Linked DNA regions of Homo sapiens: all the other regions are linked to region 1. The links are chromatin loops, found by intact Hi-C in ENCODE. Cell type or tissue: PC-9. All regions are shown on one strand. Each heading gives the region's core, and the rest is flanking DNA. Links, peaks and the distances in the headings are about the cores only.

Region 1 (10,898 bases), core at 1,270-9,269:
CCTGCAATGCCCAAGCCTCACCCCTGGGATGGGTCTGGTTCAAAGCAGGGCGTTTTGATCTAACACTTTAATGCAGCCATTTGATGTTAAACCACCTTGTAAACATGTAAAATCTCCATGTTTTCAAAAACATGAAAATGATATCCCTTACTAGTGTTGGATTCAGGTCTTGTAGGACCTAAGTTTTGTATCTGATTTTTTTTAAAAAAGGATAAATTAGGTATGAAAGCAAGTATTTATTTAAAATGAGAAAAAACAACAAATTTTTTTTAAAGTTGCAAAAGCACAAACATCAACAAAAGAACAGTTTTTTAATGAACTGCCTAGCATACCTCGGAAGAATTTTTTCTACATTTCTTGACTATATTTCTTGATTATCTTCCCTGATAATCCCTTCATATGTCATTGTGTTTGTAAGATCAATCCTTAAAAGAGAAACAAAATTCTCTTTCTTCTAGGATCATTGATCAAAATCTATTTTTGATTACTAATAGTTTAGAAAAGTTGCTCTTAGCATTATAATTTTTATGGGCAATGCATATATTAATAAATTCTTAGGATGTTGTCAAATTTGAGGAAACTTCTATCAGGTTTTTCATATATGAACTGTAAGATTTCAGCACATCTCAAGTTTTCTTTATGCAGGGAAAACCCTTAAATACTCTTTGAATGAACAAAACTGAGTAACTAGTCAATGTACTTCTTATAAGTTTTATGTTATTGTTGCTGTCAGCATTTTAAGTCAGACATGTAAATATTTTTCTAATACATTCATGTAATTGACATGTTGGGATGAATAAAATATGTAACTTCACAAAGATCGTTTGTAGTACTGCTACATATGTGTGTCCTATAAACATAATAATTCTGATAAATTTGCTCTTGAGAGATTTCCAAAATATCTCTAAATATATTGAATACTTATTTTTTTTTTTGAGATGGATTCTCACCTTGTTGCCCAGGCTGGAGTGCAGTGGCATAATCTTTGCTCACTGCAACCTCTGCCTCCCAGGTTCAAGTGATTCTCCTGCCTCAGCCTCCCTAGTAAGTGGGATTACAGGCATGCACCACCACACCCGGCTAATTTTTTGTATTTTTAGTAGAGACAGGGTTTCATCGTGTTGGCCAGGCTGGTCTCAAACTCCTGACCTAAGGCAGTCCACCTGCCTCGGCCTCCCAAAGTGCTGGGATTACAGGTATGAGCCACCGTGACCGGCCTATCAAATACATTTTTAAGCATCTTCCTGGAAGCAGAGAACTTGTTTTGATGAGCACTGAATGATTCTGTTAAAATTGTACATGCCTGATGATTGGAAAAATCTTACACACACTAGCTTCTGGCTTTGTATATTTCAAACCGTATTTCTTCTCCATCACCCACAGACTTCCAGTGCTTGGAGCCATTGCTCGAGCACGTGCCCACAGGCAAGCTCCAGCTCCACACCTTTGTTTCATAATGTTGGCAAGTCGGAGCAACGGATGGTAGGAGTGGACCTGGGAGTAATTTCTACACCGAAACAGCTGGCTAAATAGCTCTACCTGGATCTGACTGCAAACAGTAGATGCTCTGACCTGAACCTAAATGGATCCTCCACTGAGCTGTCCTGTACCCCACTCTCCAAAATGCCTGTGGCAACCCAGTGCCACTCCAGAGCAGGCGAGAGTGGAAAGAACAGCCTTCATTAGCTGAAGTTAAAATATTTTATTTTTACACATTTTACAGAAGTAAGGGACTATATGGACATATGACTGGAGCCCTCCTAGGACTCCTAAAAGAGCCTATGCAAGTGAGAGGCCCTGAAGCTTCTGCGTCAGCAATTCACAATCAATTTGCTTTGGTTCCTGACTTTTATTCCATCCCTAACCACAAACTTGATCATGGAGAATGTTCCTGTTTTAAAATCTCACTTCTGGATTATTTGAATATAGAAAGTATGTTATTCTGTATGAATATATTCTAATTTTAAAATCAGAAAAACAGCACAAGCTTTTAAAGTATATTAGAGTTGATTGGGTTAGACTATAAGGCTGATCACCTGTTTCCCCAAAAACTCCATTTTGAAGGAGTTTAACAATAAATTAGATGCTTAAATATAAAGGGCTACTGAGGAAACTGTTAGAAATTGAACTGTTTTCTATGAAATCTGGAGAATATGAGATCCTATTGTGCTGCAAATATCCTCCTCCTACTACCACCTCCACCTTGCCCAGTGGATAACCTGTAACCACTCAAAGAGGCTCATAGAATCAAGCTGTCAACTTAAAACAGGGGTGTTCATCCTACAGATTTTTCAAATGAAAAAAACAGAATGGGTATCTCCATTAAATGAACACATCTATGTATTAACTAAAAGAAAATGACAGTAACAATGATCATTTCAGACAGAAATCTGAGACACTGAGGTACATGTGATACAAGTGAATTCGCTGAAAACAAGCAGCCTCCTGACTTAGAATGATGGGTGGCTCCGTCTGAGATGTGCAAGTGTGGTAAAAATGTGATTCCTCTTTCCACGTAGTTTGCCAGCCTTTTGAGCCCTCATTTCCATACCCTCCCTCCCCGCGCCTTGTCATTGGCCCATCCCTTATTTCATCTCAGCCCTAATCCCTACCCTGGGGAGCATAGTTGGAGATGGGGTGAAGTTCAAAGATGGGATAAATCTGAGTCACAATGTATTCATAATTAAAATAGATACATTTTTAGAGTTTGCTTTTTAGACTATGTCAAACTATTTTCCACCAAAACCAAATGGCCACATCCAAACAGCAAAAGCCCTAGTGAATTAACTGCATTATGAAGCAAAAATCATAGAAGATTATATAAATATTTTTTAAATTCTTCAGGAATAAATTTATCCCTGTATTGCATAATATTTTCTGGGTGGAACACAATAACACATTTCTATAACTCCATCATGTCTCTTATTGTTCCTTAGCAGCTTATTTTATTTGTCTCAACAGCTATTTTCAATAGAACTGCATTTTAAGGAACTTAAAAAGCATACTCTCTCCTTCCATTCTGATGTCAGATTGTACAATAAAGCAGCCCACTGTGACTATCGGGACGTAAATTTTACCTTTTAGGGAAGAGGAGTATTGAAAAATGCCAGGGGAGCATCTCCTGGTGGGAGAAAGCTAAAGAAATCCCTGTTTGTTCCAAGACAGGTGGCTAGGCATTCATATATCATACATACTTTCTTCGGGGACCATTTTGCTGAGTCAGCAGAGTGAAATCTGGTGAAATAGATCCACAAATCTCCCACTGGCATCCATTTCCTTCATCTAACCTTTATTGCAAGTAGATGTCTCCAAGACTAGGCATTCATCCATTCTTTCATCCGTCAAAAAATGATGACTTTCTGTGTGTTAGGAAACGAAGATATTTCAGTGAACGAAGCAGGCATGGCTGTTGCCTTCATGGAACTAACAGTTGAGCAGGAAAGCTGGAAAATAAACAAAATATTCCTCAAATAACTAATTCATCATAGAAGATTTCCCCCAGTTGTCAGGAGTGCTGAGTTTGACCGTGTGAGGTTGGGGGAGAAAGATGGTTGCCAAGCGCTTCAAATTCGTACTCTTTCACTATGAAACCAGAGGCAAAGCTGTTTCTACTCTAGTCCCCAAAATTGTAAGGCAGGAGGGCCCTTGATAACCCGGAAGGCTTGGATCACCATCCGCACCCCTAAGAGACCTGATCATATGCCCACCCGGTAGGTTGGGGGTCAGGAAAATATGTTCCAGAGGAGTAGAGATGAGGAAATTTGCTGATCAGACCAAAACAAACAAACAAAAACTCTACCCCTATATTCACATATGTATAGGCCATAAGTATCTGTGGCTTATTTTAAAATCAAGCAGAAAGCCGGTGCAATGTTTAAGCAAGGAAGTGATTGATCAGATTTATTTAAATCGCCCTGGCTGCATTGTGGACAATGGCATGGATATAAACTAAGATTAGAGGCAATGAGAACAGTTAGAAGATTATTTCAGACCAGCGAAGATGGTACCTTGGTGATGGCTTTGATGATAAAAACAGAGTCAAGAGCTATTTAGTAGATGAAATATCAACAGGTGGTTGACTATGAAAGGATAATGAAAAGGGAGAGATCAAGACAAACGGATTTCCAAGTTGAGCGACATATTCAGCAATTCTTAACCTAGCCGTACCTTAAACTCACGTGGAGATCTTCACAACAGAAATTCTGATTTAATTGGTTCAGCAGGTGGTCCAGGAGCAGGTATGTTTCAAAGCCCTCAGATGTTTCAAATGTGTACTCAGGTTAGAGAGTCCCTCTAAATGAGACAATCGTTCCAAGGTAGATAACACTGGACAGGGAGGAAGTTTCAGAGAAAATGCCATGCATTCCATCCTGTATGGATTTTTTTCAGAGAGGCTTGTAACTCTTCCAAGTGAGATATCAAGTTAAGAGTTGAATTACATATCCGGGTGTTAGAGGAAAGATCTAAATTGAAGACAGGTGAAAGTGATTGACATTCCTATTGTAATAGAAGTCATGGTTGAAGAGGCAATGGCCAAGGAAAAGAGTATAGTGAGAAAATAAAAGGGCCCTGAAAAACCTCTTATTAAAGATAGAGGATAATGAGTCAGCAAAAGAGACTGTGAAGGAATGTTGGTAAGTTAGAAGGAAACCAGGAAAATAGGCGTTGCCAAAGTCAATGCAAGAGAATGTTTCACGAAGAGAGTGCATAAGTGGGCTGAAAGCTGTGTTTAATTTTGACAAGTCCTGGAACTCCATCCTTCTCCCAACTGTCTAACCTCTGGGTTGATTTTAGGCTCTCCCCGTGATAAGGCTCTACTTTGCCAAAATAACCATTAGCAGAGAATTATGATTTAAAAGTCAAATTGTGGGAAACTCCAAAGCCCATTTTTTGAAGATTTGGAAAATAATTACAATCTCATTTCAGATACTAGACACAAAAGATAGCATTCTATGTTCACATGCAGTCACGATTTCTAGCACTTTCTTATATTATGTTCACCTGTTTGTGGGCTTGCAATTGGCAAGGATTGCAACTCTTTCAGTGTTTGCTAGCATTCTCTCTGTTGCCAAGCAGACACAGGGCAGAACGAATACAGAGTGATCTTTCAGGACTTGTCTTCTCTTCGGGCTCTTACTGTAACATATACAGATTTTTGTTACTGTCACAGTATCCATGTCATTTTATTTCTTTCATGTGTGTCCTCTTATGCTTTCCATGAGAGCAGGTAATATTATTAGATGAGCTTTTATCTCTGGGGCCTGTCACAGTGCCTAGCACTGTGAACTGAATACGTGTTTGCTGAATGAATGGAAAGTTGCATAATTTTTCTGTGAACTCATGAACAGCCAATCTGCAAATTCCATCTCTAAGTACTCTTTCATCGTAGACTGTAAAATATTGTTTAAATAAAGGATGTGGTTTACCCATGTTTAAATTTTAGGTCCATTTTCTATGGAGTTAGTAAAATCTCATTCCAATACAAATTGTTTAATCCCTTGGTGCCGGGGGTTTTCTGCCTGTAAAATAAGAATGGCAATGCTGATTTCCCCTGGCACTGCAGTGAAGACTGTAGAACTCAGAACTCTACTTGTCTGTAAGAGGTACTCGGGTTTGACAACCAGTTGATCACCATTTTTTCTTATTCTATCTGAGTATATGTTGGTTCAGGCACTGTGAGGGGCAACAGATAAGTTCTCTGGATCTATTTACAGCTGCTCCTGGAGCAGTTGCTAAAGGCTGGGTCATGTTGATTGTGTTTGTTTTTGTTTTTGTTGTTTGTTTGTTTGCTACGGGAGTGATTTTTCTAGAGTTCTCCAGCCCCTTTTGGGCTGGACAATAGGAAGTAGGGCAGACCTAGGCCAGCTACAGCAAATGTAGTCAATACTGGTTTTAAGGTCCATCAGACTTGGATAAGTTGTTCAGAGCTAATCTCCCCTCTAGTTCAATTCTGCTATCCAGTTGATGTAAGGGTCTCTTGGTAGAAAACATGTAAAAGAAGTGAGAGATTACCTTATCCAAGGGCAAACTTTCTGACTACAATTTAAATAATAAAATGTATCAACTCACTAGATGCATTGATTGATTGCCAGGCTCCTGAAGTGCCTTACCACATTGTCTCATTTTATATTCATGCAGGTATTGTAGCTATCCCCATTTTACACATGCAGAGAGTGAGGCTCAGAGATGTTAAACAATCTGCCTAGCATCACACAGCTAGCAATAGGCAGAGACCAGACAGAAACTCAAATCTCCCTGACTCCCAGCTCAGCCTCTTCACTACTATTCAATATTGCCCAGTAGATGCTGATTTTCTCTGTGTAGGCTTCTAATGTGCTTTTAGCGTAAAGCTAATTTTCATTAATAGGCTGAATATATGCAATCTGACCTCAAAGGACATACATAGGGGTTTTCTTCTCATTTAAGATTAGTTTGAGGCAAAAACAAAACATGAAATAAGATCAAGTACAGTTGACCTTTGAACAGCACGGGTTTGAACTGTGTGGGTCCACTTATACACTTATTTTCTTCTGCCTCTGCCACCCCTGAGATACCAAGACAAAACCCCTCCTCTTTCTCCTTCTCCTTAGCCTACTCAACATGAAGACTACAAGCATAGAGACCTTTATGATGATTCACTTCCACTTAATAAATAGGAAATATATTTTCTTTTCCTTATGATTTTCTTAATAACATTTTCTTTTCTCTAACTTACCTTATTGTAAGAATACAGGATATAATACATATAAGACAAAAATATGTGTTAATTGACTGTTTATGTTATTGGTAAGGCTTCCAGTCAACAGTAGGCTATTCATAGTTAAGTTTTGGAGGAGTCAAAAGTCAGACATGGATTTTCCAGTGCACAGGGGTTGGTACATTTAACTCCTGTGTTGTTCAAGAGACAACTGTATAATATTTATTCTGATGAATAATCTTGTTAGATTTTAACTGAAATCTAGCTTTTCATTTCTTTCAGCAATTTTTATCATCTACTTTTAAAAGAAAGCCAATTATCTTCTATAGCTTTTCAAATTCCTTTTCCTAATTCTTATACCATTTGTTTGTCTCATTAGATTTATCAGTAGTTTAAGGCAAATAGATGGTGCGTTGAATATTTTAGTAGGTACTCTACTCATGTATAGATGATAGTGGCCCCTGCTCTTGAAACCTACAAGTAAGTCTGGATTTGGGTGCTTTTAACATTATACCTAGGAGGATCACTGCAGATTCTTAAATTTTCATCTACAAGAAACTAACAGTTTCATGGGAGTGAGATGAAAATAAATAAAGGTCACGTTGTGGTCCCTGGGGAAAAACAGTTCCATTTTGTTCAAGAAGTACTAGGTAGACTACAGCGTCAATGTAAGAATGCAGGTCAAATTAATCCTGGGAATTGAAGATAGTAAGTAATTTTCTTCTTAGAGATCAGCTCCAAATGTTTGGTACCAGCTCCCTGAAATTCTGAAATGAGCAACATTCTGAGGCTGTGTCTGGCTTAGTGACAAAGAATGCTATGATCAGTTTGTGATGTCTTCCATTGGTGATAAGGAGTTGTGGCAAGACTGCATACATGCTAGAATTTGCCATCATAAGAGAGAGCAATGGCTCAAAAAAGACTAAGCCCCAAATGAGGAGGTACATCACTTTTACAGTGGCAAGAGCCCCATTCCACAAGTTACCCAGAAGAAAACCTATGACTGAGACACTTTCAGGTTTTGTTGTTTTTTTTTTAACTGAAATATAAAGAAATGTAGGGACAGGCATATCCTTCAGGGAGGGAATAAACCGATCATGTTCCTGTAATGTCTCTTCATGTGCAAGGACAAAGGAACTATGCCCAGTGAGTAGGGAGGGACACCAGATCTGGCAAAACTTTCCCTGCTGCAAACTTAGAGAACAGCCTAGTTGATGAGGTGAGTGGAAACCCTGGATTAATACATTCCAGCAGAGAAAGAGAGGGGCTGTGCCGGCAGGGCAAACATTTGGCACATGAGCTGAGCAAAATAGTTGTCCAAGTCTTCACAGATCCCTATATGGAAAGCTTCTCTTCTGAGGACCCTGAGCGTGACTCCTCATGGGAATCAGGGAAATACTAGGTGCTTTTTACTGTTGCTTTTTTTTCCTTTTTTTTTTTTAATGGACTGTTCTTTCTAAATACGCTGTGTCTGTCTGATTTGTTTCCCTGCCTTGAAACATTCACAGTGTGGTAGAACCAGGCAGGTACAAAGCAGTGACTCTTATCCCAGAGTCACCAATGAGGGGCAATTGGAGATAGAAGGCCCTGTCTCTGTCTGGAAGGGGCAGGGACAGCTTCTTAGAGAAGAAGATATTAGAGCCAGTTTACTGGGTGGAAAATTATAAGAAGGTCATTCTGGTCCTAGAGAAAAGGATGGGCAGAGACATAGAAGCAACAGCACCATCAACCAATTGCAAATAGTTCAAGGCTCTTGGAGAACAGAGTGAGATAAAGGAGTGGGTGGAGGGTCCAGATTATAAGGGGTCTGAAAGTCACTGAGGGCTTTTAAGCAGAGATGTGGCATGAATATCTTTGTTGTTAGAACCATCACCCTGGCAGCACTGTAAAGATCCCATTGGAAGAGAGATAGAGACACCATTAGGAAATGATTGCAGTTGTCCAGATAAAAAATGATGACTACAGGCAGATTCAAGAAATACTAGGAATTAAAATCAAGACTTAAAGACTGATGAATGAGGGGAAGTGGGCAGAGAGAAATAAAAGAGGTTAAAGTGACTCCCAGGTTTCTGGCTTAGGAAGACAATAGGGCCATTAACAAACTAGAGAATATTGGAGGAGCTGTGGACTTTGACTTTCTAGCATGCTTAGTCCAACAACAGGAGCTATAACAAGAGTGACTCATCAAAAGCATGTGGAGTCAGAGATTAGGATTCAAATTAGTAGCTCATCATAATCCCAAAGACACAATCCCAAATCTTGAAATCCCAAAAAATCAAGTTATCAAAAATTTGATTCTGGAAAAAATAATTTTAAAATTATTTAAAAGTATTTATTTACATTTTTAAAAGGGGTTTATTTGGAAAACATATAAAAACATGACAGAACACTTTGTAGGCTACTTTACACAATAAAATAAGCAATAATGACACACATATTTTTGCAGGCATGAACATTCAGGTATACCAACAACAGTTGCATGAGTACAACAGTTATGAGCTGGCAAACTGTATTTACAAAGCAATAGGGCCAGGTGCAGTGACTCATGCCTGTAATCCCAGCACTTTGGGAGGCCAAGGCAGGTGGATCACTTGAGTCCATGAGTTCGAGACCAGCCTGGGCAATACAGTGAGACCTTGTCTCTACCAAAAATACAAAAATTAGCCAGGCATGGTTGTGTGTACCTGTAGTCTCAGTTACTCCAGGGGCTGAGGTGGGAGGATCGCCACTTGAATATCAGGAGTTCAAGGCTGCAATGTGCTGTAATCACACCACTGTGCTCCAGCCTAGGGGACAGAGTGGGACCATGTCGAAAGGAAGAAAAGGAAAGAAAGAAGAAGGAAGGAAGGAAGGAAGGAAGGAAGGGAGGGAGGGAGGGAGGAAGGAAGGAAGGAAGGGGAAGGGAAGGGAAGGAGAGAGGTCAAAAAGGGAAATGTATAAATGCATATCAATATGTTTGGAACTGTGTGTACCCAGCTTTATAACTGTGGTCATCTAAAATACCAGGGTAACAATCTAAGTCTTTTGATGAGATCAATCAAAAACCACCATGGGTCACCACAACATATGCACTTGCCCAAAGAGTTGAGATCTCAAGAAATTTTATCTTTCACAAATGTAGATGTACAAAAAGGACCTCTCTTCATTTATTGGGGAAGTTTCAACACTTTTACATACGTACACTATGCTTACACATGAAGTCAACTTTGTAATAATGCACTTCTGAGGAGTCAAATTTACAAAAAAAAAATGCGTAAAATGAATTAGAAGTCTCTAAAAGTCTCTACACAATTTATACCTTCAGTATTGGAAATTATGTGAAGATGAAATACATAACAATTTATAAAAATAATGCTGAAAATTTAAAATAGTGAAGAAAAACTAAAAGAAAAGAAAAAAACTAAAAAGAAAATTCAGCCTATGAAAAAATATATGACGGGTAAATTATGGGCAATTACACAGAGATAGTCCATAAAATCTGGCCAACTTTCATAATTGTTAACTCTGTTTTAAAGTCTTGTATCCCAATGAATAGCTCCATTTTTTCTTTTCCGATGCGGCTCTCCTCAGGCAATACATTCACATTCATTTTCTACATGGCATTGTTCTTTTTGAGGTTCTTCTATTATTTGATATACACACCCAAAATAATGCTTTGCCAGGTTTCTAGGTATCCCTTAATCCAGTCAAGCTGACACCTAAAATTAAATCCACAAGTCCAGCCCTTGTCAACTTGGCATCCATATGTGGCTCCTTAAACCATGCTTAATAAAGACAATATAAAGACAATAACAGGGTAATAGTTCTACCTAACATGATGCAACTATCCTATGATTATGATTTTCTGGATTTTAGATATTAAGGAGTTTAAGGATTTAGACTTTAAGGATTTTGATCTTTCAGGATTTCAACATTTGAGATTATGACGTTCAAGATTATGATCCAAACCAATTCAAAGCTACCTTCTCCCCACCCATTCAAAAGCTACATGATGTTGAATAAGGTAGTTAGCCTCTCTGTGCCTTAATTTCCTAACGGCAAAACTGAGATAGTAATAGTATGCAGCTTATAGGGCTGATTTTGGAGATTAAATGAGAATGTGTATATAAGATGCTTAGTACAGCTCTTAGGACATTGTAAGCTCTCAATAATGCCAGCTACTTTTGAATCAATGAATACATTCTTTTTCTCTTTCTACAAA
Region 2 (10,898 bases), core at 1,850-9,849, 96 kb after region 1:
GTATCCATCCCCCTAGGCACTTATCCCTTATGTTACAAAAATCCAATTACACCCTTTTAGTTATTTTTAAATGTACAATTATTATTGCCTATAGTCGTCCCGTTGTGCTTTCAAATACTAGGTCTTATTCATTCTTTCTAATTAATTTGTTTGTACTTATTAACATCTCTCATTCTCCTCCATGGAATGAATTCTTTATAAATGCATGTTTATGTTAGTAAAAACTTCGCTATTTAAAATTCTGTTAGGGGAGATAAATTCTGTCAAAATTCTATATTTAATTATAGATATACAACCTAAATACATTTTCACTGTAAACTATTCTAGGGAAAACAGAAGACCCCTCCTGATTCTCCCCTACCCCATCACATACCGAACACAGAGCCCTGCTTCTCCTAGAGAAGCCTAGAAACTTTGTCAATGGGCTGAATAATGCAGAATAGACCACAGACCATTTTGTTTTGCTTGCTGTTCCCATCCGCCAACATTTTCCTAAATTTACTTTTCTTCGGGTCACTATGACTTGTTATATAACATTAGTGATCTTAGGGAGATATAGCTAGAATTATATTCTCCCACAAATGCTCAAAATGTAAGGTTATCTTCCAGCAGCTAAACTTTTGTATTTTTACAATTGCCCCTTCTTATCAATAGGGCTTATTAAACGTCCAGTTTCTTCCCTCAGATCCCTGTGACTAATCTCCCAATTTGGAAAGAATAGACACTTAAAAGTAACTACCAGTTGATTCCATGCTAATTAGGACCCCGGATTGTTCAATCTTCTAGAATGCTGAAAAGTCCCCTTTATTTACAGTGTTGGGTCTCTAAGGTGGAGCATATTTGGTTAAAATAAATTATGAGCTAGTTCTTGAGAATTGCTAAGTGACAAGCAAATAAACAATAACCTACACACAGTGTAGGCCCTCAGAGACTGTGATTTAAGTGCATAGATGAGTTTGGGTGGAATAAGCAGGACAGCCAAGTGGGAAACATAATACCAAGGTAAATGTGTATAATTCCCATGCAAAGTGTCACGAATCTATTAAAAAGCACCTCCCTGATTTATTAAAAATAAAAAGTGATGCCTGTAAAGGGGAAGAGGGATGTTGGTGGAGTCTGCTGTTTGCTTTTCTGGAGTCTTCACCTGCAAGTCTACACTAACTTGCCAAAACAAACAATGTTAGCAAAACTGTCCTCTCAGCAGCTATATACTAAATCCTACAACTCTTCTATCCGGAAAACCTGGTCAATTTCAAGATAGATAATGAGCAAAATAGTCTGACGTTTTGGGGTTTAGGGGAGGGGAAAGGTTGATCAAACCCACTTACCACATTGCTGAGTTTTGAAAGACGTGGGAAAAGTGACTTTCCTTGTTAACAATCCCCCACCCCCTCCCTCGAGCTAAATGGAATGCTTTGCTATGCAAATAACAAGTCTGATCTCAGAGGAAGTAAAAGACTCAGGATAGTAAAAGGAACTCACCTTTTGGAGGTAAATTAACTCTTCTAAGGCACCATTGAACAAATTACTTCTCCATGCTCTAAAAATTCTCTTAGTGCCCTAAAACCTCAAAATCGCCTGAGATTAATTTGCTCCTTCGAGGGTCAGGCCTCATAAAGAGTGAGTCCCACTGGAAAAACATCTTTTGTCTGCCCTTGTTAAGGTACACAAAAGAAGCATGTGGAAATCACTCAGCAACTCGACATTTGTGGCTGACCCCAACCAACTGGAATCTGAAGGTTGAAAGTGTCAAGGTCAGTCTGAACCTAGTAACCTAGCTGTTTGAATAGGTTTCAATTTGGTAATTACTGTATTTAGATAATTCTGCCTCCCTTTCCCACTACCCTTCATTACCAAGAAAACCAGTGCAAAAAATCAAAGCATGAAAATGAGAGACGCACATTGAGTCAAATAGGAAATTGCTCAACTCAGTGGCTTCTGAGTGCATGAGACAGAGACCTTTTAAGCATGTCCTTCCTTCCCCAGGTTGCAACTGACTTTCTCCAGGGAAGGAATATATTCCCAAGTTGATCAAATCGTGTGGATGCAAGTCTTCCAATGTGCTCAGTCAACAAAAATGTCTGAGCCTGGGATGTCAGGTAACCCACTTTTCAGAATACTTAAATCACACAAAGGAGCATTCTGTTTAGTACTGGGACCACAATGCTTAAGCTGAGCCTTAAGAAGTCAGTAAGAATCTTAATAAGATTTGGACATGATGCCCACAGCCCTGATACTATGTCCAGGCAGCTTAAAATTGCTTGAGGTTAAACATTTAAGTTTTATACCCAGCCAACTTTCTCACAAAGGAGTGGAGGTGATCCACACTGACATATGTATAAACCATACATTTAGGATTTAACATATGTTAAGGTTATAATATTAATCCGAAATTAAGAAAAACAGAACACAAACGCTATAGGAAAACATAAACATATGAACAAAGACTAGAAGAAAACAAAAACCTAAGTAGTTGTTTTAGGAGGATGGGATTGTAAGTAAACTCGCTTTCTCAAAAAGGAATCTGAATGTCATTTTACTACATTTTAGAAACAATAGAAGGAAAAAGTTGTGTATATCCAGCTGGAAGGAAACATTGCAATTGGACATTAAATGCTTGGGTCTGAGCTTTCTGGAGCTAAGTTAACACTTTGGGTTATGTAGCTTTTACTGACCAATCAAAGAAGGTGTATAAGTCAGTTCTCAAAAGATAGACATTTTTCTACATTTGAATTATAAATGAATTCAGGGAACATTGGGTGTAGCCTTAACCATACCACCCCTCATCTCTTTCTCTCTTGTAAGGTCCATATCTTTGGCCTCTTTGCCTAGGTCCTACCTCAGAAACAAACTGCTTTGAAAACCAAATGACAAGGATTAAAAGATTAAATCAGCATGAAGCTTGAGTTGAACACAGTTGTACATTTTCTTAACCCAATCATGGACAACTATATGCAGGATGGAATCACTTGCTGGTACCTTAGGGAGAGAGAAATAATTACAGGACTAAACTATTGAGTCTAGCCAATTAAAATCTCAATCAGTGTGCTTTAGACTGTTTAGAGAATTATCTGCTGATGAGGGCTTCAGTTAATAAAACTGGAAAAAACATATTGCTAAAGTAACAGTAATGAAATTTTGCAAAACTAGAATCTACTTGCACCAGGCTACCAGGTTCCAGGATTTGGGGTAGGGAACTTTGTAGTCATTTAAAAATATTTTTGCTAGAAATCAAGCTATAAAAAGTTAAAAGATCAATGAGATCTTTTCTTTAGAAAATGTGGCAAAACTGACTGAAAGCTGGACTTCAGAAATTCTCATTAGTAACACAACGCAGCAAATTATTCTTCCATCTTGTCTTCTTTTCCTCAAATTTCACATTTTTGAGGTAAACATTTTGGAATCCGACAGTATTTTCTGAATTGTTTGTTCTGAACAGCATACTATAACTTTTATATTTTCACTTAGTTTATAAAGAATATTTTGAAGAGCGAGCGAAAGCAGAAACAACTGGAACTTGCTGCAGTTAATGCTTTAAATAAAGTGACTTATGAATGGTAATTTCAAATGGCTTCCAAGCTGAAAAAAAATTTTAGATTTTTTTCTAGAATTGACTCAAAGTTGCACACCTTGAACTTTTGACTCCTTTTTCAAAATAATTTCTGTGTGTTTTTTTTTTAACATTAGAGCAATTTGACATTTTTCCTAAAATCAGCCACTTTTCTCCACTGGTGAGCATTGCAGTTCTGTTTATTTATTCTGCCATTAGGTGCTAAATGCATAGGGAAATGAGATCCTTGCAATCCCACCTAGACCACATTTCTAACCACTCTGAATTTAATTTCCAGTTATAGTTTTCAGAATTGTGCTAGTTTGTATCACAAGGTAAGCCTGAATAACTTTGCATCAATTCTAATTTGGCAGTCCACCAGTTATCCTAAATTCCCCTAGGGAATACTAATAACCTTCTGATTCCCAGGTAATGTAAGGTCACCAACGTTGCATTTGCATTATTCTTTTCCTTTTCAAAAGAGAGTATGTGAATAGTTTGTAAAATTGGTTTTGTGTTGAAGCAAAAGTATCTTTGATGACAAATAGTTCGGAGACCTGGGCCTGGGATAAGCTTTATGCTCCTGGCTCACCTTTGGAGAGGGAGTGGGGGCGGGCACGGTGAGTCCCCGGTCCAGAGGCCCTGCGGAGGTCAGCTGAGGTGCTGTCATTATGTATCATGGCTTGGCATCTCATTTCTGAAAGCAATCGTCCAGCTCCACTCTTGCACACCCGTGGCCTCTCCCGTTCACCTCCGTCCCCCGACTGTTGGGGAGCGGGGCCCTGGCTGCAGTTCAGCTGGGACCCAGGGCTCTCCGTGTCCCCAAGGGGCCCAAGACAGCGGCTCAGCCTTCAGGGCCAGTCTGCAGGTCCGACCCTCACCCAGCGGGCCTGTTTCCCACTCGCCCACGTCCCCGCTCCCATTGAGTCACCCCCATATGCAGGCCCACTGTGAGCTCGGAGGCAGGAGAGCCTCGCTCCCTAATTCCCGCTCTCTGCCCCCTACAGAAAACCCCTAAAGGTCTCGACCCCTCTTAAGCCCCTCCACCCCGGGGAGCCTTCCCCTGCAGACTCCACGCTTCTGCGCGGCCTTTTGACCCCATTTCGCATGAAATCTGCAGAGCGACCGCCCCAAGGACCAGCGAGCGCTAATCAGATCCGTCTGTGTCTGCAGAGCTTCACCTGAGGCCTGGGTCCCCGAGGGCGGATGAGCGGGCCGGCTCTCGGGCCCGGGCTGGGGGACCCGCAGTCCGCGGTCGGCGGGGATGGGGAGGGGTGGCCGCCTGCCGCGCGGCTCCCGCGGGCCGTCGCCAGGTGCACGGTCCCCCTGGTCCCCCGCAGGGAGGACGCCCCCTGGTGCCCCCGCCGCCGCCGGGCCTGGGAGCTCCAGAGCGGGCGGGAGGCGGGGTCGGCGGGGCTGGATCTTGACGCCAGTCCAAGGCCGGGTGACTACTGGGGTCTGCCCGCGCCGCGGACGCGCCGAGCCCTCTCAGTGTGGCGCTGCCCGGCGGCGAGGGGGGTGTGGAACGAAGCACGGTCAAGACAGAAAACAAAGTCAGCAGGTCACCTGGCAGGTTCTGGGCGAATTATGCAACGAAAGCAGGGGAATGTTTGATGCGTCCCACTCCACACCCCCCCAACCTTTTTTTTTTTTTTTTAAGCTCCTAGGAAGCCGGTTCCAGTTTAAGGGTTGGGTAGGGATCGACCAAGCAGCTCCTCTGATGTGGTTACGACTTTGCCGAACTCCTCAAGGGCGAGCTTCCCTCCCCATCTTTCTTTCAGTAATAGGAACATTACTCTGGAGAAAAAAAAAAAAAAAAAACATGAATGGGGTGAAATGGTAGGCTTGATCCAAAAGCAACGCCGAGAATCACCCTACGACTTCCGTCAGGTACTGAACTGAATATTAGGCAAAAATAGTAAATGCCGAAACCTAAATCACACACATCCAATTTTTTTTATTTTTTTTTTAATCTCCCCGGGTCTCAGGACTAAGCTTTCAAACAGAATTTAAAGAGTTAACGCTGGCCATAGCTCTTTGTTTTCCATGCTAACATTTGTGGCATTAGGACTATTTTGTTAACTAGGTATATGCAATTCACAGAATTTCACGGTAAATTCCCCAGACCAAATATTTGGCTGAACAAATAAACAACATTATCCATTCCTGAAAATAAGCCAGTAGGAGCGGGGAGGATGGAGGAAGGGGCTGGTTGCTAGAACTGGACAGCCACAGGGCTCAGTACTGGCCCTAGGATAATTTGTTCAAGTACTGGAGATCTACTGGTTCCTTTTCAATGACATCGACGTTTCAGAAAGTTGCTAGAAATTGGGCAAAACAAAATGAGGCTGCCTGAGGGCAATCTATAAGGGGCTTCCCTAAATGATTTATTTGAGCTCCATACCATTAATCAAAGGGGCAGCGACCTGGGGGGTTGGAGGGGTGGGGGAAGGATCCCTTTTTGCGGGGAGTTTTGGAGGAACTGTGTAGTCTTGCTGCCTTTGCCTGGGGCTCTGATGTCTTCTCTCCACCTGCGCTCTCCGGGGAGCTGGGGTTTTGGCAACCACCCCGCTTCAATTTTTATTGGTTTCCACTAAGCTGCTCCTTTTGGAGGAGTGTAGGACTTCAGTAATTAAAAACAAAAATGAATCCTGCTTCACCCACTCCACTCCCAGGAGCGTATGTAAGAAAGTGTGTACAAGAATGCAAGGGTGCACACCCCACCTAGAAAAATGCAAACGCCAGGAGTGTGCACCACACACATTCTTTGGGTGCACACACCACCAGCAACAGCAATACTACCGCTCATATCTACACCTTCATGATGGAGAAATGCGCTATCAGCCTTCCCCACAGAGAACATACAAAGACACTAAATGTTTCTGCTCCAAAGGGATCCAAAGGGATCTTGGTCTGTGCTGGCTCACTTCATATGTGTGAATTTTCTCAGCACACATATGAAATGAGCCAGCACAGACCAAGATTCAAGGCTTAATTTAGTTGTTGGTGGCAAGTAAGAAAAAGCAAAGGCCTCTCCTCTGCTCCTCTTAATCCCTACACCCGTCATTCCAGAAAGGCATTTATCTGCCTGCTGGGAGCCCTTAACTGAGGGTACATTAGCATCCTCCTTTTTATTAACTTTGTCCAAAAATTGAGCTTTTCCCTTTAAGAAACCCTAGCACAGAACATCAGATCTACCTCTTTCTGCCCAAGTCCAGGGAAGAGGGTGTGAGGGAGGCAGTACAGAGCGAAAAGGAGAGTTGACATTTGACTCGAGATTTCTGTATAATAGTGGGACACCTTCACAGTGCCTGCTTAGAAATTCTGACCCTTTAGTATCTGACCCCATTGTCAACCCCCACCCAGCCCAATCTGTTGGGATCCTAAACTTGATGAAGGCCTTCACATTGGGAAAAGAGGACAAGGGAAAAAGTCAAGAAACAATGGGAAATTCTATCAAGTGGCATATTAAAACAGTAGTCATCAAACTTTTTGAAGGTAGGGTACATTATTTGTTACAAAAAAAAAAAAAAAAGACAAAATAGCAGTGCATGCCTGTAATCCCAAAGAGGCCGAAATGAGAAGATTGCTTGAGCCCAGGAGTTCAAGACCAGCCTGGGGCAACAAAGAGAGAACTTGTTTCAAAAAAAAAAAAAGACAAAAGAAAAAACAAAAGAGTCCTACCTGGAGAAAAAAAAAATAAGTTTAAAAACATGCCTTCACACACACATTATGATGTTAGTGTACAAATTAGTTTTGATTTGGAAATATCACATTGGTACCTGTAATAACTGGAGATACCCTGAGGTATCATGAAAGCAGAGGTGGGTATCATTTTTCTAGGGTTGAGACCTCATCACGCTCAGCTGTGATACACCTCAACAGGTGAGTGAAACAGAAGATGTACAAGGGGCCTGAAATGAAGTCTTTAATCTGACCTACACTCCTTTCATCCCAGTGTTTCTCCAAGGCATGTGTCATCCAGATGGGAGAGGATACTGCATCCTTGTTAACATTAAATAGAAATAGAAAACAATTCATGCTGGCAATTACCATCTCTCTCTGCCAACAGTTTACTTCCTGTCCCTACAACTTAACCACCTCCAGGTACCACCTTTTGACTTCCATCCAGCCTCCAACTCACCTGAACAGAAAAAAGCCTCATTCAAAAGAGATGAGCCCGAAGGAAAAGAGAAAGGATTAAGGAGAAAAAAAAAATCATGATTTACCTTTAAAATAATGACTCATTTTATTTTTTTCTTTTAATACGTAGTTATAAATATATTTTGTCAAAATATATGATCAATATGGTCAAAACATTTGCACGTAAAGTCATAAATAAGGTCAAGGTGAATGTTTAGGGATTTTTTCCTTTTTTTTTTTTTTTTTTAAATAAAAGTCCAGCTATAAGGAAGCAGTCTGTGTAGTGTGTGGGTGAGTGGATGGGAACGTGTGTGTGTGGTGTATGTGGTGTGTGTGTGTGGTGTGTATATCTGTCTATCCTCAAGGACTGCCTGATCTCAGCGGCACCCACATCCCTCTACTACCATCTCCTGATAATTTTTCAGTACCACCTTATCATACTCATCCAGGTACAGCATGGAGATGGCACTCAGTTCAGTGGGCACACAACAGGCTTTGGGGATACTGGAATTGACAGAATTGACCAGGGTCTGCACAATGGCATGGTTGGTTGAGTTGAGGTGGTCAGCCAGTGGAAAGGGGCAGTCCCCATGGCAGTAGAAGGCCTGGTAGCCTGGTGGGGCCACAATCCAGTCATTCCAGCCCACATCGCTGAAGTCCACATAGAGCGAGTGGCGCCGGCAGTTCTTATTCTTCTTCCTGGCCCGCTGTGAGTGATGCTTAGGGCTACGCTTGGCCCTCCGGCGTCGGGTCAAGGCATGGCCCCGGCCATCATGGCCAAAGGTGACCAGGAGGGGCCGGAGCTGGGCCCAATTCCCACTCCCTTGAGGTAACGATCGGCTAATCCTGACATGCTGGCCCTGGTGGGTCCGAGTCTGATGGAGGTGAGTCACCTCAATGGCTAGCCCATAGTTTGGCTGCTTCTCCCGGGTCCAGCGAAGGACCGCAGGGCTCACATCAAAAGTTTCCCACCGTGTCACATTGTGGTGGACCAGTCTCGTGTCCAGTAGTCGTGTGATGAGGTGCCCAGGCACCACTTCTGCTGGGGGCTTCATAACCTCATAAATGTTTATACGGTGGAAGCCCCTTTCCCAATCAGGGCCCTGGTCCACCTGCTCCCGGAAGAGCCGAAGCTCTGCAGAGGAGATCACCTCGTTCTCAGGGATGCTGCTGAGGTTAAAGAGGAAACGAAAAGCAGAGTTTTCACTGGTCCCTGGGATGTTCTCCAGATGTTCTAGGCACAGTTAGGAAGGAAGGGGAAAAGAAAAAGCATATGAACTTTTTTCAAAGATGGAAGAGTCAAGAGATAGCTCAGGGTTGGGCAATGAATGGTGAATTCTGCTTATGCAGGGGAAACCTACTGGGGGAAAATAAGCATACCCCTTAATTTGAAGGAGCAGATAAGTGGGGCAGCTAACAAACCAGCAAAATGTAGCTAGCATTTCTCAAGCACCAAAGACAGAAACTATATCCAGCCTCCTTGATATGTCTAATAATTTCTATGTGTCAACTCCTCTATGGCACCACAATCAGACTCCTCTTTTAAACCCCCCACCTTGGCTTTGTGTCCACAGTTTTCTTTACAAGTGGTTGTAAAGAAAAAGAGGGGCCAACAGAGCACAGGCAGGAGGAAACATGCAGACAACCACCCTCTCCCTCTTCCACTATTGAGTATGTTACTAAACATTTCCCCAGCGATCTTGGAAACACAGAGCATGCCTTGTTGATCATGTTACAGAGGGGAAAATAAATTCCAACACAGTAATGATGCTGGTGGATTAATAACTCAGATTTACTTTGGAAAAGAAACATCCGCTAGGAAACATTCAGATCGGATTACAAGGCCCCTATTGAATAAACCCGACAAACACACAGCTGTAATATTAAATTCAGTAGGTGCTTTGAAAAAAACGGGCAGAAAACCTAGCAGAAAAGGCTTTGATATAGCAAAAACACACCGCTGGGGCTAGCCCACGTCTGAGTGCTGTCATTCCCCTTCCCCTGAACACCTCCCCCTCTGTCTCCAAAAAATAAGTTCGGCGGCAGCTCTGCAAATTCTTGGAGGTAAGCAGCTCTGTTCCTCAGCCTCCTGGACTGGGGCTTTGATGTAACCCGAACTCTTCTTCCCCAGGGCTTTCACTGCCCCTCTAGCCAGTCCCACCAGCCCTCCCCCACGCAGACTGGGGGAAGAGACTGACCTTCGTGGTGGAAGCTCCTCACGGTGTTGGCCCGGCTGGCCGGGCGCTCAGGATACTCAAGACCAGTGCTGTGGATCTGCTCTTCCTCCTCCTCCCCAGACTGAAGCCGGTAAAGATCCCGCATGTAGTCCGGAATGACGGCACTCTTGCTAGGCTGCGGGCGGCGGCGCAGCCCAAACATCTGCAGAAGTGTCGCCTCGAAGTCCCGCAGGAGCTCATGGCTCTGCCCTGAGCGGCGTCCTCCCGCGTGGCCCTGAATCTCGGCGACTTTTTTCTTCCCCGTCTCAGGTATCAAACTAGCATGGCTCGCGCCTCCTAGCAGGACTTGGCATAATAAAACGACCATCAGCATTCGGTTACCAGGAATCATGGTGTCTCTGGGGAGGGGGAGGGGAGTGGAAGGTTAAAGAATAAATAAACACCAATAAATAGGGAGAAATAGAGATGTGTCTGCATATGCATTTAGGGCTAGAAATGGAGGGGCAAGATGGAAAGCAGGTCAGAAAGATCAAGTTTGTGTCTTCTCCCTCACACCACCCGCCCACCCACCAGCTGCAGCCATGCACGGCCTGAAAGTAAGAATTGCCCTGTAATTACTTGGTCTAACTTGTTTACAGTCAAATAACCCCAAATCAGATAGCCTCCATCCTGTTAATCTTTTTTTGTCCTAACTGCTATCTGGGCCATGATCTCAGCGTGGCTTCTTGAAGGATAAACAGTTAACATTGAGGGGGTGAAAAGGGGTGGGGGAGGGAGAATTAAAATGGCATTGCTCTCCACTTTAGACCTTCAGCTTCTCTCCCTTTTCCTCCACCCTCAGAGCCCAACTTTCACAACTTCCAGTTGGTTCAGAGCCAGAGGGAGGGAAAGTGAGAGGCAGGGGCTGGGCGAAGACAGAGGGCGACAGGGTCCAGAAGCCGAGAAGGTGGTCTGGGAGCTAACCGGGTGGCTTGAGGGCTTATTTTATTGTGGCCGATGAGTTTGAAATATTCAGCCAAAAGTGCCTG
Region 3 (10,898 bases), core at 1,694-9,693, 73 kb after region 1:
TTATCAAATTTTTTCTCCTATGGATTTTGATGTCATATCTAAGAACTATTTACCTAACCCAATATCACAAAAACCTTTCCTTCACCTGCCTCTTATCCTTTTCCATTGTTCTACATCTGTCCTCCACCATTGTCCCCCTCCCCACCAAATTACTCTAACTAAAATGACCTAAGTGATAGGATAGAAGTAGCTTCATTGTCTTATTTTTATGTACCAAATCTTCTTGTTCTAATTATGAACACTCCTTCAGGACAGGATTTGAGATGCCAATTAGAGTACCTCAACCCCTTAGTTAAAAGGGAGACACTACCTGTGATTCCTTGCAACAATGTTTTGGTCGTATCAAGTGACATACATTTTATCCTTATTTATATTTCTGTTTAATCCCACTGTCACAGTTTTCCAAATAGCGATACATGATTGAGAAAGTACACTAAGGTGCTAACAGCAAAAAGAAACCTGAGGTTTTTTTTTTTTTAATTGCAATCAATTTTTGTATCTTTGTAAGTTAAAAAGAGGTTGCTTTTATGTTCTGGTCTTTTTTCACTCTCTCCTGTCTTTTTTGATTAATATAAGGTAAGGTTTGAAAAAAGCTTCTTACAATGCTAAGGAAGAAGTCGAATTTGACCGATGGAAAGAGGAAAGAAGGGGTGTGGGGAAGGAGAGAGAGAGAGAATGAATTACAGTGAAAGCCCATAAGACAGGCTTATTATCAGACTTAATATTTGCACAGAGGTTATTCTTTTTTTCAACAGTAACACATTTAAAGGGTCATTTTCTTCAAAAGGCTACAGGCCAAATTTCTGTGGGCTGTTCAAACCAAGAATTAGAGTGATTAAACTCATAACTACTACCACCTATAATAATCAAAATATCATGGCAACTAATGATTCTCCAGCTGAAAGTCAGAGCTCAGGGGTAAAAAATTATTTTCCATCAAATAATAATCATTCTCCTAAAATCTTAGTCTCGCATTCCTTGAAATTAAATTTTTTCCTAAATTTTGTTTAAAAGCTTTCCCATCAATTCCAGTTCCCAGAACAAAAAAAAAAAAAAAGAAAACGCGTGTTCTAATAATCAGAAGTCTTAATGAAGTTGAAGACAATATAGAAATTTCTTGCACTTGCTTTTTTTCCCCCCAAAATGTTGGGATTAAATAGATCTAGCTACCCTCCTGCAAGTTTCTATACCCATTATAACAAACAAGCAGAAATATTAAGGAAGTTCTTAGCCCCAGAGTTGGATTAAGTTGCATGCCTGATTTTTATTTCTCTCTAATCAGCCAAAAACAAAATTATTTGATCTAACACTCACGTAAAATCTGTTTACTAAGCTCATCCGCAATTAAATAAATACAAATAAAAACAACAGAGAGATACTTTTGCCATCCAACAGATTAGATAAATAAGGTTTGGCAATACTCAGCAATGGTGTCAGGATGTGAGCACTCTATTAAACTATACATGGGAATACAAAGTAGTACAGCCAATTGAGAGTATAATTTCAGGATCTATGAAATTAAAAGAACACATATCTAGCAATGTCACTTTTAGAAATCTCACCTACACATATAATAGGAATACATAAACATGTATTATAAAAATATTCTTTGCAGAACTTTTTAAATAGAATATTAGAAAAAAAAAGCAATGTGTCCATTAACAGAAAAATAAATAAATAAGCTATGGTAAATCTATGCAATGAAATACCATGCAAATATTAGAAGACTGAGAAAAATCTATATTAACCGCCTTAGAATTGCCTTGAGTCTGTTTATGACTCGGTCAAATTAAAATTCTCAGTATAAAGGTATTGCAATGTTTTGTACAACTAACCAGAGAAAACTCACTCATGGTCACAGAGTATTAATTCACAGAATTTATATTGCAACCCAGAGATGACTGTCTCTAAGATCATTTGCTTCCCAGGCCCTGCTACCTTCTACTGTGTATCACTAGCACTGCTGCATTTTGTGACAAGTTCACAGAAAGGCTCTGTTTTTAAAAATTCACTATTTGAAAAGCTAAATCTGCACAATAGATTAATTGAGAAGTAACTGTCTATATCACAATAATTTAGTTCACTTTCAAATGGATTCAAACGAGGATCTTTTAAAAGGCAAAATTTCTTGGTGCTTTAAAAATATGACTGCATTTACATAAACTTTAGAGGAATATATCTGTTATGTAAATCGAGGAATGCAAGCAATCTAAGACCTCTGACATTCCCTTTTCAAAGAGCATTGTGAACAACCTGTCTAACCTGTCATTCTCAATTTGCAGGTACAAAGGAATTACACCATCATCTCTGCTCCCTAGAAGCTTACAATTCATCCTGGTGTACTAGGTAGGGCAAGCGCACTCTCAACATTTAGAATTAAATGCTTAAATCTCATACTGGGAGCCACACAGGCCATCACTTATCACTCACTCAAACATAGAAGCAACAGAATTTCTGATATGTCATGTTTTTACATTTTCCCCTGTCCCCTTTTGTTCTCCCTAAAACTTGTCCCTAAAAAATAAGCTTCCATAAACTGAGCTTTTTGAAGGGGACCCGTGAAGTCCACATGAATCACAAAACACATTAGCTTCAACTTTCTAGGTGTTAAAAATCAAATGACAAAAATCCATTCAATCAACCATCAAGGTTACTGCTGAGGGGAGCAGAGATATTAAATACTATTCAAAGAGAGTGTGATGCGGCTGAATTAGACATCAGAAATGCCTAGGTTCCAGGCCAGGCATAAAACATCCCCCTCCTCTATGGCCCTGGGCAAGGCATTTAACAACTAACTTCAGTTTCTTCCCACCTATAAAACAGATAATCATCACCTTCTTCTGAGATGTGTATAAATTAATTATTTGAGGTTTGGAAAGAGTTGTGAAGGCAAAATGATATTCATAAATACTAAATATTAGCTGATTTTCTTTTCAATTTCATGCCTTTATTTTGGCATTTTATATTGAATTACATAAACTGAGAAGCAGGAAATATGACCACCATGTATCTGATTATTCTTTCTTAAATTACATAAGGGCTAACCTCAGGGATTAAAAACAGCTCCAAAGGACTCATAAGTCATCATACATTATTAACAGGAAATATTATTTGCAAGGCATCTTAATATCCTATAACATAGCCTAATATTTTTATTAGCTATGTTTCACAAACACTCTCGGGGGTGGTATCATAGATTTGTCACCATCTTACCACTTAGGAAACAGGCGAAGATTGAACACATGCCTTGCACAGGAAACTTCCCATAATTAGAAGTCATGGTTTCTAAATTACCAATCTCTCCTATGAATCACATCTTCCATACAAAAGAAATTGTCCAAACGTGCATCCATAGGCATCTATGCCTATGGTGCATGGTTTTAGAGATTCTGTAAATGTTAGAAACAGTTTTAGCCTATAAAATGGCATCAGCTCCAAAGTTCTCTCCTGATGCTTTGAAGCTAGGCTGTGCATATGCTAGAAATTGTCTTTTGAAAAAATACTTTTTATCAGAAGAGACTTTATTAATCCGTATCACTATTTAAATTGCTAAGAGGTGATTTGTTACCTCTGTCCAGAGCTAAGCAAAGGCCAGATGATGAAGAGCCCTGAATGCCGTGCTGGGGAGTCTGGACCTTATTCGAACAACTAAGGAGGGCCCGGGATGGGAGGGAAAGAAATGCTCAGATTTACATTTGGGAAAACTCATTCTAACGTCATGAGGAAAGATGGTCTGGAAAAAGGTAATACCATGTGCAGGAAGATAAACTAGGGGAGCAGAGCGATTGTGAAGGGTTATGTTGGCTTGAATTAAGAAGGAGGCAGTGAAGGTGGAGCCGGAAAAAAGAATCTAAGAGGTGTTGAGTAGATAAAATCAGTGGGCTAAAAGGAAGCCAGAGGGGATAGAATCCAGAGCCCAGGAGTAGGGATTGACCTTATGTACAAGGAGGAATATCTTTACTTTTTGTTTTTTTGAGACAGGGTCTCACTCTGTTGCCCAGGTTTGAGTGCAGTGGCACAATCTCGGCTCACTGCAACCTCTGCCTCCCTGGTTTCAGTGATTCTTGTACTTCAGCCTCCCGAGTAGCTGGGGTTACAGGCGTGAGCCACCACGCCCAGCCCATCTTTTTAATCATGATAGGGAAAAAGGAGAAGAACAAATATTTGTTGAAGAATGAAAAAGGAGCATGCCAAAGCCATCAGTGGTCAGTAGAAAGTGAGAGAAGAGTGATCAGAAGACGGAGGTCAGTAGAAAACAGCGACGGATAGAGATGACCTCAGAGGAACGGGGCTTTTCACGACTGTGTAAGGACAAGTGGGAAGTGAACAGAAACCTGGGCAAGCAGCCTGCATTGGGAAGGCCCCCAGCAGAAGGAAGCCTGGGGAGCAGCCAGGTTTGAGTTAAAGCAGGAAACAGAGGGAATGCTCTGACAACCTGGGGATGCATTTGCCATAGAACAAAGTTTTGCTCTGCTAATTCTGCAGCTCCTATCAAAATGACTCTGAAGTCTAATTCTGATCTCACATGTTCACTTGTAGCTTTCCTTTCCAAGAAAGTGTCAGCTATAAATTAAATAGGCAATGTTTTCTAGTTGTACTCACCGTAAAACATATTAAAATACTTGGCCATGGGGAATGGAACACCAGGCTACTCTTAACCCAAAGGTGGCAACCTCAATTCCAAGATCTGTGTACTCTGGGATATGCAGTCCCCATGCATTGATCACTAGGCATGACGAGTGGTCTCAAAAGTCTTCTAAAGTCACCCAAAATACAACAAATTTCAGACGTAAGGGTGTGCACAAGCACACACACATGCACACACAAGGAATAGTGTTATTCAGGCCAGAAATAAAACATGTTTTTAAAGACTATGAAAATACTAACTACGTACCCTTGTGACACTATTAAATGCTTTGTATTTGAAGTATAAATATAGACCAATAATATATTATCTTCTTAGGAAAATTTTATAATGTAGCATACATAAAGTGAACATTAAAAGTTCTAAATTTGTTTCAAATATCATGTATGTCCAACAATCTCCCCAGGTTAACTTATAATGACCATGAGACAATAGGATGCCAAGGACTCTGTAGAGAAACCTATGGCACTCCACTCAGAAAAATATAAATTATGTGTTTTTTCCATACCACAAAAGCCACAAAAGGTCATCAATCCAACCAAAGTATTCAAATAAAGGTTCTGCCAGGCCACTGAGTCCATTATGGCAAACTGGGCAGGTGGCTTCAGCAGAAACCCTTCCATCTGAAAACTTTCCCTTAATATTTATCTCCTTTCACTTAATCTCACCAACCCCAATTTCTCTGAGCCAAAACCTACATAGCCAGGAGATGCTATTTGTAGAAATTTTTTCAAACCTTAATCTCTATCCAAGATGAAATTGTAATGGTATAAATGTTCTTTCACCATTATATATATACACACACACACACATATATATATAGATATGTATCTAGATACATACATACATACATATCTATCTATATATCTTCCCTAACTCTTCTGTCCACATTTTTGTGCTCTGGAAGGCTTCCTATCTCAGGACACATAGCTTACATACCTAGGGCCAGATACAGAAGCTCAGCCATTGTGCAGGAGAAACTGTGTAAGGCCATGTCGTCTTATTTGTTTTCCCTGGCCAGCTTCCCCAGAGTACCTGTCTAGAGGGAAAATGCATACATCTCATATACAAAATGCAATAACAACCCCTAGAATTTTACTTTCTTTTTCAATTATTTTCTAATCTTGAAGAGCAAATTCAAGATAAATATGACAATGGTGTCCCTTCTCAAAATCAGTTCACAAGCACAAATAAGCTTTTTTCTGAGGTCTTAGAGAAAACTCCAGTGCTTCTCCACAAAGAAAAGGAAACAAATTCCATGCAGCCACGTGATTATAAAAGGAAGTTTTACTCATGTCCTTCTCTATGTAGATTTACGAGGGTTTCTGCTGACACGAAGTATGTTCTCTACTGAATTCCTCAAGTGAAGCAAAACCACACGTATCTGGTTCTAAAGCAACATATTGAGTCACTAGTTTACATAGCAAATGTGAAATAGTCATTTGGAAGCCTGAGGCATACCTGTGAAGTGGATTGAACCATAAGAATTGCCTGGGAAAAGAAAAGAATAAAAAAAAAATGCAAAAAAACAACAACAAAAAAAACTACATTTAAAAAATCACCAGTCTAAAATTCAGCTTAGCTTACAAATCACCTCAACTACTTACTCATAGGTAGGTGCCAGCAGAATGCACACTGGACAGAAAGCAGGGAATCTGGGTGCATGTATTTGCCTAATGAATGAACTCTTGCAGCTGTTGCAGAATGGACACTTGATGCAATCGTTAATTCTCCCTTAGATTCTAATGGTGGCTATTCTGACGTTGTTTGCCAAGGCGTTGTGTTTCTTTTAGTGTTTGGACCTAATAGTCGTCGTGGTCTGGTCTCTTTCTGTTGCTGTCCTGGAATCGGTCATCAAACTTTCAGCAGTGCTACTTCTGTAATCTTACCCTCAAGTCCATTTTTTCTTGCATTCCCATTGCAACAACCCAAGCTCTGGCTCTCATTATCATTCCCAAAGGTTACTGCAATCTTCCTAGCTAGTTTTTTGGTGCCAAAGCTTTCATTGCACACCAAGGCCAGATCAGTTTTCTCAGAACACTGCTTGGATCATGGCTGGAAATTTCAAGTTTAAACTCCATAGGTTCTCCCTGCTCTGCTCTTCCTTCTTCTATTTCTCAAGAACATATATGACCTCCCCAGTAAATGCCTTACCCTCAAGCCGATTGGATCATTGGTTATTCCTCAAGCTTACTCTATTTATTCTACCTTTATGCCTTTGCTCCTGTTTTTCCCACTGCCTAGAATGCCACTTCCCATCCATGGAAAACTGCACCATCTGTGAACTGCCAACACAAATATCACTTTCTGTGTAAAATTGTCAATTAAAAAACCAGGGCCCAGCTCAGTGGCTCATGCCTGTAACTCCAGCACTTTGGGAGGCCAAGGCAGCAGGACTGCTTGAGGCCAAAAGTTTGAGACCAGCCTAGAGACCCTGACACCACACACACACACACACACACACAAATTAGGCAGCATAGCAACTCACAACTGTAATCTCATCATTTTGGGAGACTGAGGTGGGAGGATGACTTGAGCCCAGGAGTTCAAGACCAGCCTGGGCAACAGGGCAAAACCTTGTCTCTACAAAAATATAAAAATTAGCCAGGCATGGTGGTATGCACCTATAGTTCCAGCTACTAGGGACGCTGAGGTAGGAGGATCACCTGAGTCCAGGAGGTCAAAGCTGCAGTGAGCCATGATAGTGTCACTGCTCTCCAGCTTGAGTGAAAGAGTGAGACTCTGTCTCAAAAATTATTATTAAATTAAATTAAATTAATAAATTAGCCTGGCATGGTGGCATACACGTGTAGACCTAGCCACTTGGGAAGTGGAGGTGGAAGAATCGCTTGAGTCCAAGAGTTTGAGGCTGTAGTGAACTATGATCATGCCATTGCATTCCAGCCTGGGTGACAGAGGAGCTGTCTGTAAAAACAAAAAAACAGGATAATTTCTCTCTCTCTCTTTCTTTCAATATCCACTGTGCTTTGTTCAAGCTTCCACTTGTGATGTTTCAAAATACTTTCTGATATTTGTTTTTTAACTCCCATCTTATTTATGCATTCAATACATGTACATTGAAAGCTTACCAAATTTAAGGCACCGTGCTAAAAGTTGGAAGCACAGGGGAAAATAAGCAGGAATGTAGTCCCTGCTTTCATGGAGGTGTAGTCTCACAGAGAAACAGTTATTGCATAAACAATTGCAGAATAATAATGAATTATTTACATAATGAATAACAAGAGAAATTAGGACTACAGTTTCAGGCTACATAATAGGGGCCCTCAACCACAATAGGGGAGCATCAGGCAAAGTGTCCCAGAAAAAGTGATGCTTAGGCTGAGATAAAAGGGATTTGCAAGAAGTATCCCAAACAAAAATTTGATCAAGGGTGTACCAGGCCAAGGAAATTGCCTGTACAAAGTCTCTGAAACCAGAAGGACCCTAAAGAAGCCCAGTGAGATTTGGCCATAGAAGAAAGTGGAAGAAAAAAATACTGCTTAGAATAAAGCAGCAGAGGAAAAAAGGGACCAGATGATACAGGGGCTTCCAAGCCATTTAAGAATTTTAGACTATGCCAAGTGCATTGAGAGCCCACTGAATGGTTATAAATGAAAGGATGATGTAATTAGGGCCGCATGTTTTAAGAAATCATGCTGAAGACAGTTAAATAGTGGAAGAAGGGGGCCAACGGCAGATGCAGAGGGCCCAGTACAAAAGGCATTTCAGCCATCCCAAGAATGAGTGTTTGGACCAACATGTCATCATTGGAATAGGGAAAAGTAAACAGAGTTGATAAGTATTAGGTTGAGTCATCCGAAATTGCTTTTTTGTTGTTGTTGTTGTAAAAATGTGGTTCCTAATCAGCAATTGCATATAGAATGCAGGTTTGGCAAGACTTGGTGCTTCGTTGGGTACGGGAAATGAAGGAGAAGGAACTAAGGAGAATGCCTATTTTTCTGGATGTACAAATGACAATGTCATTTACTGGAATGGAAAAGACAGGAGGAAGAGCAGATTTGGTGAAATAAGTCATGATTTTCATTTAGGATACGTTGAATTTTATGAGAAGCCTCTGAGCTACCCAAAAATGCAATTGTATATAGTGATCTGTATTAAAGGCAAGCTCCGGGATGGAAATTTTGATTTGGAAGTCATCACTGTATGGACACCTTAGGAGAGGATAAGATCACTAGAGAGAGGGAGGAAAAGAGAGAGAGAAAGCATGCATGTGTCATAGTTCTTAACAAGGGATGTACTAAGAAATACTCATGAAATTTGTCTCAAAATACAAACACCAAAGGCCCAATAAATCAGAATTTCTGGGGTCTGGATGTGTGTAGCTTTAAAAAAAAAAAAAATATATATATATATATATATATAACTTTCCAGGTGTTTCTGATTTTTATCCCATGATTAACATTGCCAGAAAAGCAACGTGAGGAAAGGGAGCCCAAGATAGAGCCCAAATAAAAGCCAACACTTAGATTTGGTAAGGGAAGGGAATGTTGGCCAAAAAACAAAAGACCAAGAAGGTGCAGCCAGGAAGTAGAAAGGAGCAGAGTGGAAAATGAGGACATGGCTCCATGTGTCAAACGCTCTCAGAGACAAAATGAAGGTTCAGAGGACTACAACATGACTGCTGAATTCACAATGTGGTCATCTCACCAAGGGCAGATTGCATGAAGTCCAGGGTACAGAATGCAGAGAGAAGAGAAATAAAGGGTGAGTCCAAGGTGGGGGAAACCAGACTAGGAGTGAAGAATTAGGGTAGGAGTTATAGGGGGCATGGGATCAAGGTGGGCATGTAGTTTCCATGGGATTATTGTTCCTTCCTTGGCAACAGGAATTAATTCTCTCTAGGACTTCTCTGCATCACCCATAATGCTCAGCATGCTGCCTTATACCTAGCTCACACACATGAAAAAAAAGAATTAATTAAAAAGCTGGGTGGCCAAGCGCAGTGGCTCATACTTGTAATCCCAGCACTTTGGGGGGCCAAGGTGGGTGGATCACTTGAGGCCAGGAGTTTGAGACCAGCCCGACCAACATAGCAAAACCCTGTCTCTACTAAAAATACAAAGATTAGCTGGGCATGGTGGCACATGTCTGTAATCCCAGCTACCTGGGGGCGCTGAGGCATGAGAATCACTTGAACCTGGGAGGCAGAGGTTGCAGTGAGCCTAGATCATGCCACTGTACTCCAGCCTGGACAACAGAGTGAGACTCTGTCTTAAAATAAAAAAAAAAAATAAAAATAAAAACTTGTAAAGTGCATCTTTTACAATTTAGAGGATCTCTTCAAAAACACAGACTTCAAATCAAATGGATTCCATTACCTTTAATTATTCCAAGACTAAGTATGCCCCTAGTATATACCAGACACCCTGCTCACCACTGAGGATACAGACAAGACATTGTCCCTGGTCATAGGTTTATAAATGGGGGCTATATAGGCTTAGAGGAATGGGTTCTTGGGGGAGAGAGGTGATTCCTCAAGGGTATACACTGTAGAACCTAAGTTGAGGGGTCATTTAATTTTATAGCAAGCCACCAAGTCATGTAAGTGTACAGACTCTCTCTATATATATCTGTATCTATATATCTATATCTATATCTCTCTATATATCTATATCTATATATCCATCTATACCTATATCTATATATACATGTATACATAGTGTATATATATATATAGATATATACATGTATATACAAATATAGATATACTTGTATATATAGATAGAGATATAGATAGATATATAGATATAGATATAGAGAGAGGTATCATGGCTCACTGCAGCCTCAAATTCCCAGGCTTAGGTGATCCTCCCACCTCAGCCTCCTGAGTAGCTGGGACTACAGGTGTGCACCATCACGCCTGGCTAATTTCTTGGATTTTTGGTAAAGACAGGGTTTCACCATGTTGCCCAGGTTGGTCTTGAACTCCTGAGCTCAACCGATCCTCCTGCCTCATCCTCCCAAAGTGCTGGAATTAAAGGCATGAGCCACTGCTCCCAGCCCCAGACTATATTTTTATGCTTCCTAAACTTTTCCATGAGGAGGTCTAGAGGAAATTTGGACTCTTTCATTCCCTCCTTCTGACGTTGTGCAGGCAGAATAAGACACCTAAAGCCAGGAAGCTACTTTGGGGAGCCCCAGCTCACAGCTTTCAGCACATTAATGAGTTCTCCATTCCTCACAAACAGTGGAAATATCCCCTGCTACTTAGTTAAAGGCTTCAGTGATCTCC

What was found. Peaks named below come from ENCODE experiments on the same cell type or tissue, not always from the same donor. Only the 100,000 strongest peaks of a DNase experiment are listed, where the experiment ranks them.
Region 2: a loop joins it to region 1, with 5 times the contacts of the local background. A loop is called at or near these places in 5 of 110 quality-filtered maps.
Region 3: a loop joins it to region 1, with 5 times the contacts of the local background. A loop is called at or near these places in 4 of 110 quality-filtered maps.

Annotation. Positions count from the first base shown.
Region 1 is chr14:53,846,528-53,857,425 of GRCh38, forward strand. LINC02331 (long intergenic non-protein coding RNA 2331) reads right to left here and starts at 4,299. Exons shown (of 6, transcript NR_184221.1): 1 at 4,168-4,299; 2 at 3,288-3,443. RefSeq lists an enhancer at 3,558-4,757. In PC-9, for the core only: no CTCF peak of the experiment used is centred there; a DNase peak (open chromatin) is centred at 4,444; H3K4me3 peaks cover 1,680 bases; H3K27ac peaks cover 2,749 bases.
Region 2 is chr14:53,941,962-53,952,859 of GRCh38, forward strand. It overlaps BMP4 (bone morphogenetic protein 4), which reads right to left. Exons shown (of 4, transcript NM_001202.6): 3 at 9,892-10,268; 4 at 7,775-8,927. The coding sequence starts at 10,261. The coding sequence ends at 8,071. It overlaps MIR5580 (microRNA 5580), which reads right to left and starts at 6,523; the gene lies at 6,466-6,523. RefSeq lists enhancers at 1,137-1,764, 1,765-2,391, 2,070-3,514, 3,855-4,387, 4,388-4,918 and a silencer at 4,889-4,938. In PC-9, for the core only: no CTCF peak of the experiment used is centred there; no DNase peak of the experiment used is centred there.
Region 3 is chr14:53,918,963-53,929,860 of GRCh38, forward strand. No RefSeq gene overlaps it. Among named protein-coding and RNA genes, the nearest start is that of MIR5580, 24 kb to the right of the region's middle. In PC-9, for the core only: no CTCF peak of the experiment used is centred there; DNase peaks (open chromatin) are centred at 2,259, 6,029 and 6,549; H3K27ac peaks cover 2,035 bases.